Regions from separate parts of the Homo sapiens genome. Here region 1 is linked to region 2. The links are chromatin contacts, found by Hi-C or POLR2A ChIA-PET in ENCODE. All regions are on one chromosome and are shown on one strand. The core of a region is the stretch at or near the end of the contact, and the rest is flanking DNA. Distances in the headings are between cores, read along the strand shown.

Region 1 (5,055 bases), core at 1,726-4,225, 110 kb before region 2:
CTAGCTTGGGCAACATAGTGAGACCTTCATCTCTAACGAAATAAAATAATAGGGGTTATACATTACATGGTTCAAAATTCAAAAGATCCACAGGGTGTGAAGCAATGTCTCCCTTCCACCCCAGCCTACCCAGATATAGTCTAGTTACATACAAAGACTTGTGCATACTTTTCCCTTTACACAAATGGGAACACATAGCACTTGCTGTTCTGCACCTTCATTTTTTCACTTAACAAATTACATTAACAATAATTCTCATTTTGTAATGGTTGCATACAATTCTTTGTATAGATGAACATAATTTGTAAGCCTGTTAATGAACATCAGGTTGTTTCAATCCTTTCCTGTTATAAACCACATTGCAATGAATAATCTTGTGCACACGTCATATCTCACAAGTGCAAATATATACTTGAAGGATAAAATTATAGAAGGGTAATTTTGATAGGAATTGGCAAATTTCCCTCTAACGCAGTTGCGTCAATCTTTTACTCTCACCAGCAACGAATGAGCAAGGCTTTTTCCCCACACCCTTGCCAACACAGCGTGATGCCAAATGGTTTTTCTCTCGGCTATTTTGACAGATGAAGTTTTATTTTGCATTTCCTATGAGCCCATTTGAACATCTACAAAATATGTTTAAGGGCCATTTGTATTTCCTTTCCTGTGAACGGTGGATTTCTCTCCTTTGCCCATTTCTCTATTGGCTACTGGTACAGTGGGATATTAAAGGTTAGAGTGCATTGGATAGTAGAAAGGCATAAGTCTTAAAGTTGATGGACTAATATTTAAATTCTGGTTTGATCTTTTATAGGTTATGTAAATACTTTTTGAGCTTCAGTTTCCTCATCTCTAAACTTATGATAACAATCTCTTTTTCACACAGCTCTAGGGAAGATTAAAAGAGATAATTTACGTAACATACTTAGTACAATATCTAAACCCTTAGTGGGGGCTCCTTCCATAATCCACGGTTTTATAAAGATTGCAGCAAACGTTTTTCATACTTTTAAGGAGTCACATATAATTTCACAAAAAAAGAAGAAAAAAGATATGAAGAAGAAAGAATAGTGAGTGGAAAGAGAAGCCATGTTTTATCTTTAAAAGCTCATGGGTGTTAACTTTTATTATAAAATTTTTCACACTTAGGTATTTTCAATCCTTTTTAATCTGTTGCCCAGCATGCTTCTAAAGCCACTTCTTCCTCTGAAGGTGATTAGGGAATACAGGCTAATTTTAATATTAGCATAAGTAACACATAATTAGGGAAGTAAATCTTCTGTGCCCAGATGCCCATTATGCATTACAAAGTCAATATGTAATATGGCTTTAAAAAGTCATTTGCTGCTTGGCATTATTTGGGGGTTTATCAGGGCTTTGCATAGAGCCTTACAGTCAGCTCACAATAGTGTTTGCTAAACTGACTTGGTCCCTTGTTTCTTTTTGCTGGTAGGATAGCAAAAATGCCATCTTCTAGACTCTTCCTTGGGCAGGTGGGTGCCATTTCTCTTTGAATCACTAGTGCCTAGCTCAGTGTGAGGGACATAGTAAAGGCTGAATCAAACTGAATCCTGAGGTGAGACATGGGCTTTTCAAATTCCATATGAATCAAGGTTAAGCCCCCAAAGCATTCTGAGTGTCACCGACTTTCCAAAAGGACACTGATGTACTCACTCTTTTGCTCTATATGCATTTATTTTGCCAGAACTATCTATAGAGACAGGATTTTCAACTTCTTTTTAAGTTCACAACATACTATTTTTACTGTCTTTCAAATTTCCTCTTTCTGATTCATCAAATGTGATATGCTATATATTCATTTGAAATAAAATTAATTGTAAATCAGTTTTGTGAGTTCCTTAATATCTCATGAGATAAATGGAGAGACTGTAAAGTGTTATGAAACCAGGATGGAAAATTTAGTCTGCATATTCCAGGATGTGCTATTTCAATAGCTTCATAAATGAGGGAATGCTGAAGATAACTTTCTCATGTTTTTTCTCTTTCTAACCATTTAATAGTTGGTTGCTCTCTTCTCTATAGGCCTAGGATGCAGTTTACTGAGAGTAAACATGGCACATGCTTCAGCATAGAGTTTCCAAGCAAAGGATGACAGATTCTCACAAGCCTCACTTTTACTTGACGAAATGGAAGGGTAGGATCTCTGTATTTCATTTCTGAGAAAGCACACAGATTACTGCAACTGTCTACCTTTTGGCTTCCGGCAATTTGTCTCCTTTGCCTATGAAGAACCACCTACTCTCTTTGTGTGCTTAAAAAGTCACTTGAAGATCCCTATCCTTTTGCTCATCACCAGTGCCCCCATGCCAACTCTGCGTGGGGATTGCAGAGTCTCCACTTAGTGACAGTCATATTCATCTTTCCAAAGTCTGGGAAGACTGCAGAAAGGGACACACCAATATATTCCTATGTTTCAATGCACTTTAGCCTTAGGGATTTTTGTCAAACATGGCAGGAAGGCCAAATGTGTATAAAACATCACTGCAAGGGCTCTGAGCCTGGAGATATACCCTAAAAGTGCCTGGTGAGATTACTGACAGTCCCTGTGGGTCCAAAGAATTGCTGTTCACTTGTCGGACCCTACTGTCTTCTTATTCCCTCCTCCAGGTTATCCCTTTCCATTGTCATTGATATCTTTGTCAGGGAATGTGCGATAGAGCAAGCAAAGGCAACACATCCTGATTAGCTCTATCACTTGCTAATAGATGTGGTAGAGCAGGTAAATTTCATAGGCAGAATCTAGTTTGTGGTTCAGCAACAAGATCCACCTGTTCCTGAGACCTGTAACCATAAGTAGTTGAGAGTTAACAACATGCAAATTTTTGCTTCAAGAAGAAACTAGTTAGGCTTCAGGGCTTGAACATACCCTTAGGGATAGGAACTGGATAACTTAGCAGAAACTCACACAAGTAAGAGCCTGCTAAGAGTGGGAGGGTGACTCAGCAGTGGCCCAGGAAGCTAAACAGCAAAGACTTGCTGATTAGTCTCAGAGAAGCTGATCTGAAAGAATATGAGAAGCTACAGGGACTGAGGTTAGGAATGAGGTGGTTCAGGTTGACACGCTGCTTTAATCACCAGATGCTCCATTATTTCCATCCTGCTAATTGTAGTTTCAAAATTAGCAACAACTCCCCCACAATAATTAGGGTTTATAAGTGCATGTGCCCACATTTCAGGATTACGCATGTAGTGTTCAAGTGTTATACAGCTAAAATTATTGTGTGTATTTGTGTAACTTGTTCGCTGAATAAGTGAATTAAGTAGGATACAATCAAGAAACAGCTCTGTTTCTCCTACCACTGCCTATAAACACACTTGGTCGGACCTCTATTCAAAGCCCCTTGAATGCATCTAGGGTAGAAACATAGTTCTTTGGTCTTTTATCACCTTACTAAATTCTTTCATTATTTATAATAGTTTTTCAATAGTGTCTCATATTTTCCATGTATTCGTCAGATCAAATGAAAATAGTTTGCAAAAGTTTTCTCCCATCTGTAGGCTGTCTGTGCACTCTGTCCCTAGTTTCATCTGGTGCAATGTACTTTATTCTTTTACTTCTCAAACTGTTTTCTTTTCTCTGTTGTAAAGCCACCCCACATTTTAGGGTTTTGTTATGGTAGCACCCCACTTTTGGTGCCAAAATAATTATTAGTTGTCCATATACAACAAGTTATCCTAAAATTTAAATGTTTAAAACAATCAATATTTACGAATGCACTCAATTTCTATGAGTCGGGAACCCAGGAGCAGATCACTTTGGAGGTTCTGTCTCCATGTCTGTATGAGGTTACAGTCAAGGTGTTGGTCAGGGTTGCAGTCATGTGTAAACTTGTCTGAGGTGGGAGGATCCTCTTACATGATGAAAAACTCAAGTACTTGGCAAATTCGTGCTGGTTCTTGGCAGGAGGCCTCAACTCCTCATTATGTGGACCTCTCTATAGGGATGTGATCATGAACATGGCAGCTGGCTTTTCCCATAGAGAATAGTCCAAAAAAGAGCAAGGTGGAAGCTGTAGTGTCTTTCATGCTACCATTTCTTGCATCTTATTGGTTACTTAGGTTAGCTGTATTCATTGTAAGAGGCTATAGCACAAGGTCATGATTACCAGGAGGCAATAATCATTGGAGGCCATACTAGAGATACATAATTATGGCAGATACCTAAAATAATGTGTTTGAAAGATCTTTAATGATTGGTTAAATGAAAGAAAAGATTCAAAACTGTTAAAGCAGTATAATCTAAAAGTTATTAAAAATAACGTTTTAATGTTGTCTGAAAGTATGTGTGCATGCAGAAAAGATAGACCAAAAGGGAAACAAAAATGTTAGCATGACTTTTTTCTGAGAGGATGATGAAAGTTTAGGTTTTCCCATTTTTCTCAATGTGTGTGTGTGTGTGTGTGTGTGTGTGTCTATTTTCAAAGTTTTCTAGAGTATAAATGAATAGCTTTATAATTAATAAACATGAATTTTGAGGGCACAATTAGAAAAATTATTTTAAAATTTTGCTTATTTTCTTGAAGACACAATTTATATTATTTCCCTTTAGTTTGAAAGTTAAAGTAAACTTTCGATACCCAGTAAAAATCTAATCACAATTTTAAATGCTAGGAGCTGTTAACTCTTAATTTGGCAGTTGATGACTTATTTCATCTTTTAAGATAATCATCTGCCAAGTTTTAAATTAATATTTGTAGTAGCACAGATGGAATATGTGTGCATGCATAAATGAGTGTGTTCAATGAGAGAGGGAGAAAAGGACTCCTTTAAATATTCTTCCAGAGAATTATTGCTTAGTAATAGCCTTTGGGCTATTTAATATTCAATACTAACTAAGAATCGCAAACTTTCAAATTTCCTCCTTTACTCAAACCCTTGCCTTCATAATTTTTCCAAAAAGATGAAATTTAAAGAAGAAATATAAAACATTCCCATGAGATTGTTTGAAACAGAAAGACAAAGCAAAGTTTAGTTGAGCTGGATCTGAAACTTCCAAAAATGTACCAAGGTTGAGATTCTTTGAAGCTCTTTCTG
Region 2 (5,186 bases), core at 847-3,346:
AGATGTGGCTGGAGCGTGAGGGGGGCTTGGTCATCCTGGAGGGCCTTGGAAACCAAGCCAAAAGTTTAGATTTCATCCTGAAGAGCATTTAGAAATAGCTGTCTGGCAGCAGCATGGAGGGATGAATTGGAGGTGAGTGGGACAAGAAACTGAGAGGAATTAGGAGATAGCTGCCAAAGTCCAAGCAAGATAATAGGAGGGATCGAACCATGATTAGGACATGCAGAGCAAAGAAGAGGGAATGAAACCCAGAGGTATCTCCTATAGCACTGAGTAACTGGTGGATCAAGGGAGGTCCTGATGGGGTGACTGAATGAATAGTGGATTAATACACAGCATAGAGCAGGGTCTCAATGACCATGGGTGGGCTGGACAAGTGCAAGCAGAGAGAATGCATGCCTTCCAAAGGGCACAGCTGTGCTCAGCTCCACCTGATCACTAATGGTTACTGCAATGGTTATCTATTGCTGGGTAACAAATTACCCCAACACGTATTGACTTAAAACACAAACATATTTTCTCACAGTTTTTGTGGGCCAGGAATCCAGGCATGGTTTAACTGGGTCCTCTAATCCATGGTCTCTCACAAGACAATAATAAAGGTGTCAGCTGTGTCTGTGGTCTTGGCTTAAGGTTCAACTGAGGGAGGATCTACTTCTGAACTCATTCATGTGGTTGTTGGCAGGCCTCAGGTCCCTGGTGGCTGGTGGCTGATGGAATTGGTTCCTTTTCATATGGGTCTCTCCTTAAGGCAGCTCATAATAGGGCAGTCAGCGCCTCTCCAGAGCAAGCGAGGAAGAAAGATGGAAGGCAGTCTTTTTGTAACCCAATCTCAGAAGTGACATCCTATCATTGTTGCTGGATTCTGTTAATTAGAAGTGAGCCAAGTTCACCACACACTCAAGGGGAGGAGATTTGACAAAGGCATGCAAACCAGGAGGTAAGCATCATTGGAAACCACCTTAGTGACTACACTACAATATTCGTCTTTGAGAATACAACTCAGTGTTGGGACTGCCTGATTTTTCAAGAAAAATTGGAGATCTGATTTTTATGTGAAATCTTCCAATTTGAAAATACTGGCCCTTAATCCCAACAATTTTTTTTATATGCATTTGGTCAAATAAAACTCTCTCAAGCATGACCCATGGGAGACCATTATGAATCCTCTGGTACAGGGACCAGAGAAATAGGAGCAGAATTAGAGGAGAGGGAGCAGAGGTTAGGATGTTTGCCTCGTTCTTTACTTGAGGAAGTTGGGAGAGCCAAGTCATTGTTAAAATGATGGGAGCTTGAAAAAGATGAATGCCAATCATTCAATCCAGATAACTGTATTCGTATAAATTCTACAGTCATGTTGGTAAAGATGACTTGTTTTCATTAAAGAGAAGCCTTTGATCTCTGATCTGACAGCTGCACATCTATATAAAATGAGACACTTTGACATCTGCAGCTCTGATCTCAATTGGACAGGTGGTTTCCTGCACACTAATGGAACAGAAAGACAATTGAGCATTATTAGATAAGAGAGAATGTTCTCACACACAGGAAAACAGCTTTTTCCTTTGAAAAAAAACATGATAAAGAACAGAAAATGACTGACAGAATCAGAGCTTCCTAACTGTCAGAAGAGCTGTTTCAGCTACACTCTGGCCTCTGTTAGGGGAGATTAGGATCGTTTTCAGAAAAGTATTGAACATACCTTAGCATTAGCTGACTCAGGGAGGAATTTGCTGGTAAAATAAGCCTGTTCTCGGAGTGTGCCAAAGAGCTAAGATGCAGCTTGGGTTTTTCATAAACAAAGCAAACACTTTAGTGAAGCCTAATTTATACACATTCACTGAAAAGTTTAGTAAGCAGGAAAACTTCTTAGTGGAAAACCTTTTTTGCGTCTTCATTCAGCAAATACTTATGGAGTACACACATGGCTAGATGATGGAGATACTGTAGGAAAGACAGCCAAGGTCACTCTGCCCCAGTGCCTTACAGACTAGAGGACAAGGCGGATATGGAATAATGATAACAAAACAAAACTCTGAGTCACGTTTTGTCAGAGGAAGTAGAGGTGCCATGGGAGCTTCACCCCAAGGTGACCTATCTCAAGCCAGTGACTTGGGGAAGGCATCCAGAGAACTCAAAGATGAGTAAGAATTGCCCAGTTCAAAGTGGTGAGGTGGTGGGGTATTGGGAGAGGCTTTGGGCTATTTACTGCTTAAGTGGTAACACAGGAAATATTTTTTACGTATTTCACATTCAGCATTGGATTTTCTCTTCAACACTCAAATTATTATAGTACATCCTGAAAAAAAAGTCAGCTCACATTTGTACTAGAACTATAAAGTAGAAAATAAGCATTTCTTAGGATATTAATAACAGTGGGTTCTTTTGCCTAGAAAGCAAATCCTATATTTTTATCTCATTTCTCTTGTCACATAGAAGAAGCTATGTAAAGCCAGAAGATGAGCACACATGATAGATGAGGTTGTAGAGAAACCTTATGAGCTGCTGCTGGAATGTAAAATGGTGCAGGCACTTTGGAAAACAGCCTGGCAGTTTCTCAAACAGGCAGAGAGTTGCCACATGACCCAACAATTCCACTGTTAGGTACATACACAAGAGAAATGGAAACATATGTCTATACAAAAACCTCGACATGAATGTTTATTCAAAATATCCACAATAGTCCCAAAGTGAAAACAACCCAAATGTCCTTCAGCTGCTGAATGGATAAGCAAAATGTGGCATAGCCACACAATAGAATATTATTCAGCTATAAAAAGAAATGAAGTACCGATAGACACTGCAGCATGGATGGACCTTGAAAACACGATGCTAAGTGCAATAAGTCACAAAAGTCGCATTTTCATTTATAGAAAATGTCCAGAATAGGAAAATCTATAGATACAGAAAGTAGATTAGTGGTTGCATGGGCTGGGCGATGAACAGGAGAATGGATGAGAGTCAGAGCTCAAGGGTACAAGGTTGCTTTCTGAGCTGAAGGAAACGTTCTAAAATTGTGGTGATGATTGTACATATCTGGGAATATGCTAAAAACCACTAAATTGCATACTTTAAATGGGTGACTCTTCAGGCACGTGAACAGCTCAATGAAGCTGTTGAAGCAAGCACACAAGCACCCCGTCCTTCCTAGCTAGGTAGTAGAGCCCGCTAGCACAGGTGGGTGTGGGGTTTGGCTCCTGATGCCAAAGCACAGCCCTGCTCTTCCAGGGAAGGTTCTTTGGTCTTTGCCTTCTTTTCTTTCTATTCATTTTTTTCTTCATCCTCAATAAACATCAGGAATACTTAGGTGTTATATTTTTTCCTTCTTTTTAAATCTTTATTTACTAGCCTCTGGTAATGTATTAGAGGTGCAATATCTTTAATTTTGTTTGGAATTGTGATGCTTTACCCTCTATACCATACCTAAGACCTTCATTTTCAAATGTTTACCACTGTTTTTAACCATCCCCATGTATCATTTCAGCCTTTTCCCCAGGACTTTAAGCTTGCCAGTTCTGCATTAATCTATGAGACTCAGCTTCGTGGAGTAGCTGATAACTCATGAGCCAGCCTTGATCCCATTAACTCTTCTCTCCAGGGGCCCAGGAATGGGACTGAGGTTAGACATTACTGATATGATTATCTCAACTGAACCAGTGACAGCAAACATTTTAGATGCCAGAAGAGCTGTTGGGTGAAAATTAATATTGGTGTTTATACACAGACATGGTCTGAGAGTTGCAAATAAAAAGAAAAATTAAAATTTACAAAACCACACAATTATTTGGCCACACAATCCTGTTCCCCCTTTTAATACAATAAAATTAAAAATTTTCCAACTGGCTTATTCAGCAACTTGGCAAGTCATTGCAAGTTAGAGAATTTCAAATGTCATACACGTTAGGTTTTTTAAATGTATCTTATTTGTGGACGCAAATTTACCTTTCTACAAAAGTAACACATAGCTTAATATTAAATTGTTTGCATTATATAAACACACATGAGATTGGTGGTGGAAAGTCAGCCAAGAGTAAATGAGGAGTTCATGGGAAAATCTGCTTACTTCAAAAATGTGCTGGAGCTAATTTGCAAAGAGAAGAACCCACATGTGGATTATTGAGGGTTAGCTGTGTAATCCCCAAAGAGCAAAACACTGGTTACTGATTCCTATTGAGAGAGAGAGAGAGATTTACTGCCTGTTTCTGTGCTTGAGGCATTTTACATATATTATCCCAAATATTTACGATACACTTACAAGGTAGACATTATTAGCCTCATTTTCTAGATGAGGAAACTGAGGTCCAGAGAAGCTAAGTGGCCCAAAGCCATAGAGATATAATAGATGGAGCCAAGACTTGATAGACTTGGACTTATCCGCCACACAACATTGTACCTTTTGTTCATTCATTCATCTATTCATTCATTATTGTAGTATACAAACAACTGCCTTGATTGTGCAACAGCATCTGTGTATCATAATTAGCAAAACAAAGAAAGAACAGGATAGTGGTTAATGTCTTGATTGTAAATAGTTTTAATGGAAAAGCATAAAAAGGATAGGATTACTTAGCAGAGAGTAACATCTACATAAAAACATAATTTTAAAAATCAAACATCTCCAGTCAATAGCGGACAGTCTGCCAGAAGATCTGTTAGGTCTTGAAGTCAATTGCAGCAGTGGCATCTGTCTCTTTGTGCACGCTGAGCTGCTTTAGATGTTAGTCTAAGAAAGAGTGATTTTTTTCTTTGATATGTAAAGTTCAAAGAAGCTTTGTTATACAACAAGTTGAATAATAGCATGCAGGTGAAAAGAATTCTGGGTTGACTGGTAAACTGTGGCCCCCACCCAAATTGCAAATATTTGCGCAAAATCAGGAAAGCACAAAATGGCAAAGGAGCAATGAAAGGAAATGAGCCTCTCAGGAATCTGGAAATGGACTTTGATGCCCTTTGATTTTATTGTGGAATCAGCAGTTTAAATCAGGCCAAGACAAATAATAACAAAAATAGTAGTATTTTATCTCTTGATTGTGTGTTCAGGCTAGATAGTCACTCAACTCATGCAAAACAGAACACTCGAAGTTCTTAAGAGGAGCGATTTTACCAATAATCTTCATTATTATTATTAATTTTAAGGAGAGGAGCCATTCTCACCCCCCTCATTCTCACATTACCATGTTGGAAAA

The links. Hi-C counts contacts between places; a loop is a spot of excess contacts on that map. ChIA-PET counts read pairs that join two places held with the same protein, here RNA polymerase II (POLR2A). Pooled maps may share reads with other maps.
Region 1: a pooled map shows a loop between it and region 2 (3-fold over the local background). The contact joins two enhancer-like sites. A Hi-C loop is called at or near these places in 1 of 168 maps with a recorded cell type or tissue (Caco-2) and 3 of 50 pooled maps. POLR2A ChIA-PET finds 5 or more read pairs at or near these places in 2 of 52 experiments (OCI-LY7 and WTC11).

The regions. Positions count from the first base shown.
Region 1 is chr4:98,792,676-98,797,730 of GRCh38, reverse strand. All of the region lies in intron 2 of LOC105377343 (a long non-coding RNA gene), which reads left to right. Among named protein-coding and RNA genes, the nearest start is that of EIF4E, 130 kb to the left of the region's middle. Within about 2 kb of position 2,975, at least 3 of the 41 ENCODE cell types and tissues checked have a DNase peak (open chromatin) inside an H3K27ac peak, as active enhancers do.
Region 2 is chr4:98,685,446-98,690,631 of GRCh38, reverse strand. No RefSeq gene overlaps it. Among named protein-coding and RNA genes, the nearest start is that of TSPAN5-DT, 29 kb to the right of the region's middle. RefSeq lists a cis regulatory region at 3,360-3,786. Within about 2 kb of position 2,096, at least 5 of the 41 ENCODE cell types and tissues checked have a DNase peak (open chromatin) inside an H3K27ac peak, as active enhancers do.